Regions from separate parts of the Homo sapiens genome. Here region 1 is linked to region 2. A link is a loop called in an ENCODE intact Hi-C map of the cell type or tissue named here. Cell type or tissue: breast epithelium. All regions are shown on one strand. Each heading gives the region's core, and the rest is flanking DNA. Links, peaks and the distances in the headings are about the cores only. Region 1 overlaps LOC107985836 (a long non-coding RNA gene). Region 2 has its middle 110 kb from the start of GPC1.

Region 1 (5,365 bases), core at 291-5,290, 110 kb after region 2:
GAGGGAGACCTGGCCTGCCTGATTGCCAGGCCTTGCCGGGGGAGGGTTGGTCTTTTCTCCAAGAGTCATGGGTCCTGACCCGCAGGAAGGCGGCACACTGAGTTGGAAAGAGTCTGCGGGGAACCAGGGTACCAGACACTGACGCTCCCACCAGGCCTTCCACCTGCTGCACAGCTGTGCATGAACTGGGCGCCCGGCCCACACCCAGGGCCCGAAGCGGCTGCAAACCAGACCAGACAGAGGCCATGGTTTCCTGGGCCACAGCTGTGAAACACGTGTTCAGGTTAACTGTCCGAGCTCACAGTCCAGCAGCAACCCGGCTTCCCCAGCTTGGTGCTTGGAGACCCGGCCAGAGGCGGCAAGCAAGCTGGGAGCCATCTTGTCAGGCAGTGAAGGTGCCCGAGTCAGCTGGTGGACTGTGAGGCCAGATCTGGGCTGCATGGCCTCCGAGGACCCTGCAGTGCCCTCTCTCATATCCGGGGGCACCCTGGAGTTCCTCCCCAAGGACGTGCTTGAAGCTCCAGGCCCGTCCCGGCTCAGATCCACCATGGGCTCCGCATCTGTATCTAGTCAGGAGGCCACAGCCAGGGGTCAGCCAGCCTCTCTCTGCCTAGTGAGAAAAGGAAAAAAGCTTTTATCCAAGGAATGTAGTCTTTTGACACTGTCAGTCCCAGAAAGACGTTAAGATGAGACAGCAGTCACATCCTCTCCCGCTTTGAGCTGTGTGTCCACCTCTTGAAGCTGCTTGTGACCGCTGCAGCAGCTGTAAAGTAACCTAGTAATGCCACACTGGACGCTGTAACTCATGCCCTGTAGCTGAACAGTGGATAGCCAATCACTCACCAATGTGGTTTCCGTAAGCCAATGGGAATTCCCAACAAACAACTCTCTGTCCCCCTTTTTCGTCTTTAAAAACCTGCCTGTAATAAAGGCCGAATAGGGCTCCTATCCAAGCTGCTTCAGTCCGAGTCTTCCAGGCAGCTGCCCTCACCTCAGCTCAAGTCAATCTTTCAGCTACATTTTATGCCTCAGCCTCTTCCTTTTAGGTGGTCACCAGCATCCCTGCAGATGGGAGCCAGCTGCGGCTGTGTCCCGAGGCAAGGGCAGGCAGTGCCTTCAGGCTGGGTGAGAGGGGACATCTCCAGGCAGGCTCCTGCTCTCAGGCCGAGCTGGCCAGCATGGCTGGAATGCTGATGAGGAGAGCAGGAGCTGGACTCACTGAATGCTAATGAGAGGCAGACAGCACCTCCGTGCATGGCAGGCCCGCGCCAGGCCGCTCTGAGGGATACCCTGGTCAGTACCCCAGAGGTCATGTCTGGGTTCTTATCTGTTGAAAGACTGGGAAGTGGCTGTTCGTTCAAGGAGCTGGTCGTGTGGCCTGGCCCGGGATCCTGTGCTTGCCTGCTCTCTCACAGCACTGGTGAACGCCCACGTGAGCGGTGTATTCCTGTCTACACAGCAAGCAGCCTGTGAGGGGTGCATTCATTTTTACACAGTGAGCGCCCTGTGCTACGTCTTGATCACTATCCAAGCGGAATTCTGTGCCCTCCCGACTGCTCAGTCAGACTCAGCATGGTGAACAACCAGCTGATCGAAACAAATCACATCAAGGTCAGAAGCAGGCAGCCCAGGTGCCCCTGCTGCAGGCAGGTCTGTGTAGCGGGTTTACCATGCCCCGGGCTCCATGGGGCCAGGTGCTGGGAAATCCAGTGGCCTGGAGAGGAGCCCCCAGGATCCCCCCGGAGAGGCTCAGAGGGGCTGGGGGGGCTTGGAGGGGCTGGGCCTGGCTGAAGAACCACCCCCAGTGGCCCCTTTACCACTCCCAGTGACCCCTTTGCTGCTCTCTGTGTCCCCCCTTCCTGGTCTTGACAGTCCCTGCATGTGTTGGGGAAACATCTGGATGCACGAACCCCAATTCCTTTTGTCCTGTAAAACCTCAGACTTCTGTCATTAAGCCACGCCAGTGACACCAGCCATTACCTCCTGTGAGGCATGCTGGCCACGTACAGCCGCCTCCCGGGACGCAAGCCAGTGCTCTCTGCTGCAGCTCCTTCACATGTTTCAAAATGAGGTCTGGTATTTCAAGGACTAAGGCTCCTTCACCCTAGGCCAGTCCCCATAGGCCTTGGCTTATGGGAGCAGAGGGCTCGGACACAGCACTAGACCCAGATCTGGAGACAGAGCTGGGAGCAGCCTCCTACTCCCTGGTGGGCAGGATCCCAGGTGCAGCTGCCTAGCAGCTGGGGACCCCAGGGGGACAGAGGCCCAACTCTCCCTCCCTTGGACACACTGGGTCCAGGAATAGCAAGACCCTCCCCTCACACAGGGACAATATTCTCACAGGCAGTTTTTTTAAATCTGTGAGCTGAAATCATGCCAGGTGATTCCAGTTGACTGGGAGTAAGGTTGGAGCGTTCTCCCTACCCCCCTCCTGTGCGGCTAAGAGGGTGCTGACCGTCTCCCCTGGGCCTGGTGACCAAGCCAGCCTTGTCCACCCTGAGCTCCGGTGCACCTGTCCGGGGGAGACAGCAGGCTACCCTACGGCCCACTGAGGGCTTGCTTTGTTCTGGGGCGAGATCCCTGAACAACTTCTTTTAATAATGGAATTGTTAAGGAAAACACACATCCATTACTCTGAGTGAAGGGAAAGACTAGAACTTCGGAGAGCAGGGGGTGTCCTGGGGGTTTCCCTGAGAAACGCTGCTTATCCGAGGTCATTCTCTCGAGGGCATGGGGCTGGGTGGGGAGGCTGCCGTGCTGGACACATTGGCCTGGAGATCCGGAATCGTCCAGGAGCCAAGGGCAGAGACCCCACGGCTTCCCTGTGGCTGCCCCTCTGGAGCTTCCAAGTGCAGGTTGTGGTGGATGGGAGCCCCCGCCTCAGGGGCGGCCCACCCCAGGAAAGGCCCAGCCTCCCTGCAGGACCAAGGGAGGTCCTGACACTGGGGCCTGAGGCTGCTGGCTGAGGCTCCAGGCCCTGGCCAGGCAGGTGTGGCTTGGAGAGTGGCTCAGTACCGAGCACAGGTGCAGTTTAACCGCCTATGATGAAGCTTCTCCTGGGCCCAGGGATGAGCAGGGAAGGGGAGGGTCATTCAAGCAGATACTCAAGAAACGGGGGCCCAGGTTTGGCTCTCGGGATGCAGCAGCTTGTTGACCCCTGACCCAAGGCACTCCAGGAGGCAGGCCAGGCTGCCTGGGGTGGCCACTTTGGGAGGGACTTACTTTTTCCCACTGTGACCCGGGGGCTATTCCTGTGGGGCCTCAGGAGGACATCCCCATCCACACCAGCCACCTCTTGTTTTCCAGAACCCCATGAGACCCTCTTGTTTTCCAGAACCTAAGGTCCCTGGAGAGCCAACTGGGCCCTGCAGAGAAGCCCCCCCGGCAGGGCACAGCCACATCCTGGGCTGGGTGCAGCCGCGCGTGACTTTCTGGAAGACTCTCCTCCCCAGCCCTGGCCTTACTGCCCTGGGGAGGGAGGTGGGCGGCTGCCTGCTGAACATACTCCACCTGTCCATTTCAGCAGGGTCAGCAGAAACGCTTCCAGGAAAATCAACCCAGCCATCTCTGCCACACTCTGGAACCTAGGGCATAGGGCCGTCAGCCTATCCGGAGGTGCAAGTACAGCTGTCAGCCTGTCTGGAGGTGCACGTCACCCCTGGGCAGCTTGCGGGGGGACAACTTGCTCAGAGCTGGGGCCAGGTGCCCTGCTTGCTGCCCCTTCTCGTGTCCTGACAGCCGGGCACAGGCACCAGCTCCTCCCCTTTCTCCTCTCCCCAGGGCTTTGCCTGGTCCTGAGTCAGGAAAGAAGGTGAAAAACAGGCAGTGGGGAAGACCACTGCAGAGGCGAGACCCACACCACACCCCCTGCTGGAGTTTTAAGGACAGAGTCCCCTGCATTCTTGGGCCCACAGGACCATGGTCTCACCCCTCTCTGCATCTCTTTGGAACCCTTCGTCTCTCATCTTCAGAACAGTCACTGCTTTGTAGTGGGGCCTGAACTCTTTGGTGGAGAACCAGGACGAGGGCACCTCTGTGGCCTGGGTACCACGCCTGACTGTGCCCTCCTCCCCTGTGGCCAGTGACCCTCACTGCGTAGTAGTGGAGCCGTCCTTGAACCTGGGAGGAAAGGCCAACTCAGTGTTCCAGGAGTCGCTGGCCCCTTGCTCCAGCCAACCACCCCACACCCCCACTCATTGCAAACGTATGGGAGGGGCTGCTGCTATTGGCCCCACCTGTGCCAAGGAGAAAAAGCAGAATGACACTTCACACAAAGTTTCGAGAAGTCATGCCAAGGTCAATGCAAGGATATGGAGAAGAAAATACTGGCTAAGACTGGAAATTCAAGGGGGGACCCCTCTGTCCATGAAATGCAGATTCCTGCAAGGGGTGGGGCCACACACTGCATTCAGCAAGGGTTTCCAATCTCCACCCAGGGACGCTGTGTAGACTGAACATCAGGCACGTGCATAAACCTTCCTTTTCAGCCAGAAGTTTCCTTCTACTTTGCTTGGGGCCAAGGCCTCGAGAGTCACGGCTTCCTCACCTGTCTGTTCTTCCTCAGAAGGTCGCTGCAGACTGCCCCCACCCCTGTGCTCTGTGCCATTGCCACGAGGGCTGAGGGTCCCCTCAGCAGGCAATAGGGTTCCACGGGGCCCCATCTGGGGGCGTGGCTGGCTCCCCAGGTGAGCCGGTGCATGCTGGACACAGCTGTCTTCTGCTGCGGCCAACAAAGGTCCCTGGGAGATCAGGCCTGTCAGTGGGCACAGACCGAGAGGTACAGTCATCCCCTGCCCCACTTAGTACCTGCCTAGTATCCCACACCCCTGTGCCTTCTGCCCTCAGCCCTGGGATCCAGAGACTCAGGCTGGCCCATAGTGCAGGGAAAGGGGAACCTCAGTGCACCAGCCCTGCCCTCCATAGAGAACGGGGCTGGGGCGGGGCTGCAGTGAGGGCTGTGACGGGATCCTGGGCAGCAGCACCAGAAGAGGTTTGGGTGCCATGAAGGGGTGGTTGGATGGGGGCACAAGGCCCCTCGCGGGGTCAGCTCGGGTTTTGCCGAGCACAGACACACACGGGCAGGGTTTGCCCAGTCAGTCGGTGAGCTAAAACAGGCTGCACTAGGCACTGAGTAGGGGCGGGGTGGCGGGGCTGTGGCCACTTGGAGGTCTGCTCAAGGCCTGGGGGCCTGGAAGGTAGAATCTGCATAGACATGGGGACAAGTGGGAGCAGCAGAACCCCCCAGAAGGTCAGGGGAGAGCTGCCCCAGAGGGTCCTGGTGGAAGCTTAGACTGTGGGCACAGCACCTCAGGAGCAGGTTTTCGGATGTGTTTTCTCCAGATACAGCAGGTGTATATTTATCAAA
Region 2 (5,365 bases), core at 174-5,173:
CTGTCTGCAATGTTCTTTGTGCAGGGATGTTTGCTCAGACACCCAGGGTCATGGGTTGAATGGTGTCCCCCAAAAAGATATGTTGAAGTCCTAATCCCCAGGACCTGCGAATGTGAACTTATTTAGAAATAGGGTATTTGCAGATGTAAGTTAAGGTTTTGCAGATGTAAGTTTGCAACTGGATTTTGGGGTAGGCCCTAAATCCTATTGTTATGGGATCCTTGGGGTGTCGCTTCACCAGCTGGAAACCTCTGTGGCCAGTGGTGCCTTTGCCTGAGTTTTGCTCAGGCCCGCTGGGCCCACTCAGCCTGGAAGGCTGTGCTCAGCTCGTGCTACTGGCCTGGATCCCAGGCCTGCCAAAGGCGAGCAGAGTGGCGAGGGGTGTGTGAGCGAGTGAGCGTGGGGTCCAGTGGCGCCCAGAAGCTTAAAGATGCCAGGAACTGCAGAGTCCTAAAGAGGGTGTCACAGTCCTGGCTCAGGGAGTGGAGTCCTCACGTGCTGGAGGAGGTAGAAGCTCTGCGAGGCCTTTTTAATAAGGGCACTAATCCCATTCATGAGGGTGGAACCAATCTCCTCCCAAGGGCCCCACCTCTTAATACCAACACAATGGGGATGAGGTTCCAACCTAGGAATTCTGGAGGGACAGCAATATTCACAGCACAGCACAGCCACAAGTCAAGCCCAGAAATGCCAGATTCACCAGAAGCTGAAAGACGAAAGGAAAGAGTCTTCTCTCGAGCCTTTGGAGGGAGCGTGGCCCTACTGATGCCTTGATTTTGAACTTCCCGCCTTTACAATGTGGCAGAAGCCACACAGTTCGTGGTAATTTGTTACAGCAGACCTGCGGGACTGATACAGACATGCGGAGTAAAATGTCAACACTTTTCTGAAGACTGGGGAAGATGTTGTAATGCAGTAAGAACGTGTTAAAATGAGAAAAGTGATCGTTTAGGTTAGAATTGCGTACTTTAATGTCAGCCTGGCTGAAGAACTTTGCCAGTGCTGCGGGGAGTGATTACTACACATGCTTGGTTCCCACGGCGGGGGCTCCACCAAAGGCCAGTCTGGCAGCACCTGAAATGGGGCTGAGCGCTGGGCAGCATTTCAGCGCTGATCCTCCTTCAGACAGTGTCATCCATGATCCCAGGTCAGGGTGCTGACAAGGACAGTTAATGGATAAGTAGATTTGCTGGAGGGCAAATATTGTCCTTTTGGCTTATTTAAATTTTCTGTTTTTCTTTGTGAAAGAATATGAGATCTTTCCAAATGATAAAAAGGCAATAGCCATTACTTTCATGCATGTACATATTTGCTTATTTATTTATTTAGAGACAGGGTCTTGCTCTGTCACCCAGGCTGGAGTGCAGCTCGAGCACAGTGGCACTGTGCACATAGCTCACTGCAGCCTCATCCTCCCAGGCTCAAGCAATCCTCCTGCCTCAGCTTCCTGAGCATCTGGCACTCCAGGGGCACACCACCATGCCTGGCTAATTTTTTGAAAATTAAAACCAAAAATTCATAAGGATGAGGTGTCACCATGTTGCCCAGGCTGCCATTACTTTGAAATAACAAGGCAAAATTGAAAAATGCCCCAGCGTGGTTTTCTCTGCCTTTACTCGGTCACGTGGATAGAAACTTCCATGGCACAGGGGCTGTTCTCAGGGACGAGGCTCCCAGGAAGCCAATTAGTGTTTCCTTCCCCTTCAGCCACATTCCTAGCTAATGATGCTGTTAAGTACCAGCCTTCTCCCTGCTCCCTTACTGTTCTGAATCACATTGCTGGCTTTAAAAGTGTTTAATGTATACCCAAACCTTTGCTTTCATCTTATGCATTAAAAGCAGAAATGTTATATTTTTAAGAGAGACATCAAAAAGGGAAGATGTGAGGATGCAACAGGCTCCCCTTGCTCCAGAATCCCCCGAGAGGCTGATTCTCTTCTGTACGTTGTCTTCACTTTGGCTGCAGTGGCCTCTCACAGCTCCCATCAGTGGACCTGAAGGGGCTTCATCTCTTGACCTGGGGCCAGGAGCTCTGCATGCAGAATGACAGAGGACCCTGGAGAGGCCAGACGGCCATTCACTGTGGGCCTTGTCAGTGTCTTTCTTCACCCTGGGTTTTACTGAAACTCTCTAAAAATAAGCAAAGATTTCCAGGGAAATCAGCTGCCTCTGGAGGTGTGGACACCTGAACTACTTTAGAAAGTACCAGGACTGCTGTCTCTGAAACCAGAGAGGCAGGACAGTGGCGGGGCACCCCCTGACTTCACAGGGGCCACGTGGTCAGGGCTGGCGAATTGGCCAGGTGCCAAGGTGGCCTTGTGCCAAGGACTGTTGTGGGTGGACACCACTCTCAGTGCACGCTGGCCATGCCGTGCAGTGTTTTTGGAAATGAAGAGCGGTTCATTTCCTCCCACCTGAGGAAGTTCAGCCACTCAGGTGCAGAGAGGGCCTTGCTGAATCCACTGAGCTCTGTCAGTTGGAGCCGGTCTGGGTGTGGAAAGAGATGGGCAGACAGCCATGGAACCCGTGATCTCTGTGCATCCTCATCCATGCAAGCCCTGCCTCTCAAATTCCAGGGTTTGGATCCTTGGTGAGCTTCCTCACAGAGCACGTGGGTGCAGAGCGTGGCTGGGTCACCTGCCTGCGTGCACAGTGAAGCTGGGCCGGGGTTGCAATTTATTCTCACCAGAGGGGACCCAGGGCATGGCTGCCTTTGAGGGGTCATGACAAAGGCAGTGTCACTGTCAGAGTCAGGATGCTGCCGGAGTGCTGGGGAGGGAGCGGGGAAGCAGGTGATTCAGCCCCCATCCAGAGTCAGGGAGCCCGCCCTTGTGACGATGGGATTGGGGGTCAGGCTCGATGGGAGGGAGGCGTGCCTGATGACAGGCTAATGCCAACCAGGGAGGGACCGATATGTCAACTGAGAGCCGTCTGAAGAGCAGCTTAGTCTAGACCTGAAGATAGCATCTACAGACCTTTCAAACTTGATTAAGACACACCTGCCACGCGAAGCAGGTGGACAGCAGACATGAGCGCCTTAAGACACAACGTGCTGACATCCGCAAAGGGGCCAGCAGAGCCCCAAGGGGACCTCTGTTCCTGGGCCAGAAGGAGCCTTTCCCTAGAGAAGGTCATTCCTCGGCTCCATCCCCCATAGAACAGTGCAGGAGAGTCACGCATCCCCGCTAACACCCATCAGCTGGTGAACGCTTCTCCCAGATACATCTCTACCAGGCTGCAGCAGCGTGGGTGCTGCTGTCCCATGTGCCGGTGGAGGGCCTGAGTGTCGCAGACCAGCTCACTGAAGGTTTCTGGCAGCCCGCCTGGACGCAGAGAGCACTCTGAACCAGCGCCTCGAGCAATGCTGTGCCCCGTGGGCGACCCATGGAGCCAAGGGGTGGAGGTAGGAGAGGCTCCTCTTATCCCCATCCACAGCATTGGTTTGGTGACGGGTATATCTTCTCCCCACGACTCTGAGCTTTTTAGATTGTAAAGTCCTGGCTCTGGAGGGGTCGTGCTTCCGTGGGAGACACAGCACAGGTCTCATTCAACTTCATGGGTAGCTGCCACCAGGTCACATCTGGCTTCTGAGCTAAGAGGCCAGCAGGCCGGGGAGAAAGCCCCACACTGGCAGGGCCTGGAGGAGGCAGAAGGCGGAAAGGAGAGAGCATGGGGCATGTCCTGGCACGGTGGGAGTGTCAGTGCATGAACGGCATGACGAGGGCAGCCTCTAATTCCCCCCGGGAGCCGCCTCTCTCACGGAGCTGCTGTCCAAGGGTGGAGGGATCTGGAGTGGGAATCTGCAGCTGGTCCCACTGAACCCTCTGCTGTGAGTTTCCCGGGTAAAGAGACCCGCCAGGGCATGGAGGAGCTGCTGGCACCCGGGCCCCACTGCTGTTTGAGGGATGTGGGGACTGTGATGGATGGTGTGGTGCCCGGCCTGGGGCCCCGAAGGGCCGAGGGGCTGGGAGTCGCTGCTGATGGCTCACAGCCAGGCTGTCTTGGGACGCCTTTTGCCCTTCCCGAGTGTATGCCTCCGCCTGGGAACGCTCCAGCCAATGGCTAATCTATGCGGTGGTCTGAAGGCCTGGCCCCTTGCCCCAGTTGGAGACCCCTCTGAGGGCAATTCCAGCTTCCCAGCTCCCAGGGTCGGCCGAGGCTGGGGCTGCAACGGCATTGCAGGTGAGCGTCTCCTCTGCCCTCTGCTTCCCGAATTCCCTCGCAAAGGCCATTCTCCAAAGCATCCCCACAGGCCTCCCGCACAGAAACACCCAAGCCGGGATCACCGCCCAGGCACAGCGGCAGGGGAGGATTCAGCCAACCTTGTCCCATCCCGGCCCCTTCCCCTCCTTGCAGAGTGATCATATCAACCTTTCCTCTGTCAGCCTTTGCAGCCTGGTTTCTTCCTCCCAGGTTTTTACTGAAACGCTAAAAATGAGCAAAGATTTCCGTGAATGTCAGTCCTCTAAGAGGCACGTCTGCGTTATTTCTGCTGCCTTCGCTTTGGGCAGTGACTGGCTCTCGCTGACAGTGGTTCTCCCAGACTCCTTTTCCTCCACCTCCTCATTCCTTTCCGGATTCACTCTCACTTCTTCAAGGCAGAAAATGGTTACGTGCTGTTCTGTGACCAAAACTAAGTCCTTTTAATTAGTATGTTTATGTATTTCTAAATTTGGAAATAAATTAAACGGTTATTTCTGGGGATTCAGTCCTTATTAGTCCCAGAAGAACCGGGAAGTGCACAGCTTTCTGTTTTGCCTGGAACGTCCACTCTGTGTTTCTCCTTGTGCCGGGCACGGTTTGCTCTCTCCCAGGCCGCAGCGCTCTTCCAGATGCCCCTGCAGCCCAGCGCTCTCAGCCGCCCCTTCCAGCCCAAGTCCCTCCTCGGCACGTCGGGTCTGATGGCGGTGGCGGAGCCTGGACTCCCGGCGGGGCCTCCACTGCCCTCCGGTAGGGAGGGGCGGGCCGACTTGGGGCTTATTGGATGCCCCGTCATTTCGTCTCCCGGAGTCCTCTTGTTTCACCGCAGCAGGTGCATGTGTAACGTTTTGGAAGGCACCTGGGCAGTCCTGGCACGCCTTTATTTTCCCCATCCTTGACGGGCAACGTGGCTCAGCCCAGAATGTTAGACTGTAACTTCTCTTTCTTCACTCTGAGCACGTGGATCTTTGTGGGGGCGTCGGGCGCTGCTGCACAGGGAGCTGGGCTGTCCGTCCATCCTCGCGCTCCGGGCCCTCGGCTCCCTCCTGCCTCCAGCCTGCTTGGCCACCTTGCCATGTCTGAGCTTCCCCGGTGTCCTGCTGAGGGGTCAGACTCTGCCGCCACGTTTCCCCTGAGCCATCGCGGGCCCAGCCTCCTCCTTCCA

The links. A loop is a pair of places that touch in the nucleus more often than their neighbours do. Peaks named below come from ENCODE experiments on the same cell type or tissue, not always from the same donor. Only the 100,000 strongest peaks of a DNase experiment are listed, where the experiment ranks them.
Region 1: it touches region 2 in a loop (5-fold over the local background); 1 of 110 quality-filtered maps calls a loop at or near these places.

Annotation. Positions count from the first base shown.
Region 1 is chr2:240,210,035-240,215,399 of GRCh38, reverse strand. It overlaps LOC107985836 (a long non-coding RNA gene), which reads left to right. Exons shown (of 3, transcript XR_001739238.1): 3 at 3,781-3,998. Among named protein-coding and RNA genes, the nearest start is that of OTOS, 72 kb to the right of the region's middle. In breast epithelium, for the core only: no CTCF peak of the experiment used is centred there; no DNase peak of the experiment used is centred there.
Region 2 is chr2:240,322,768-240,328,132 of GRCh38, reverse strand. No RefSeq gene overlaps it. Among named protein-coding and RNA genes, the nearest start is that of GPC1, 110 kb to the left of the region's middle. RefSeq lists an enhancer at 1,954-2,853. In breast epithelium, for the core only: no CTCF peak of the experiment used is centred there; a DNase peak (open chromatin) is centred at 2,308; H3K27me3 peaks cover 1,242 bases.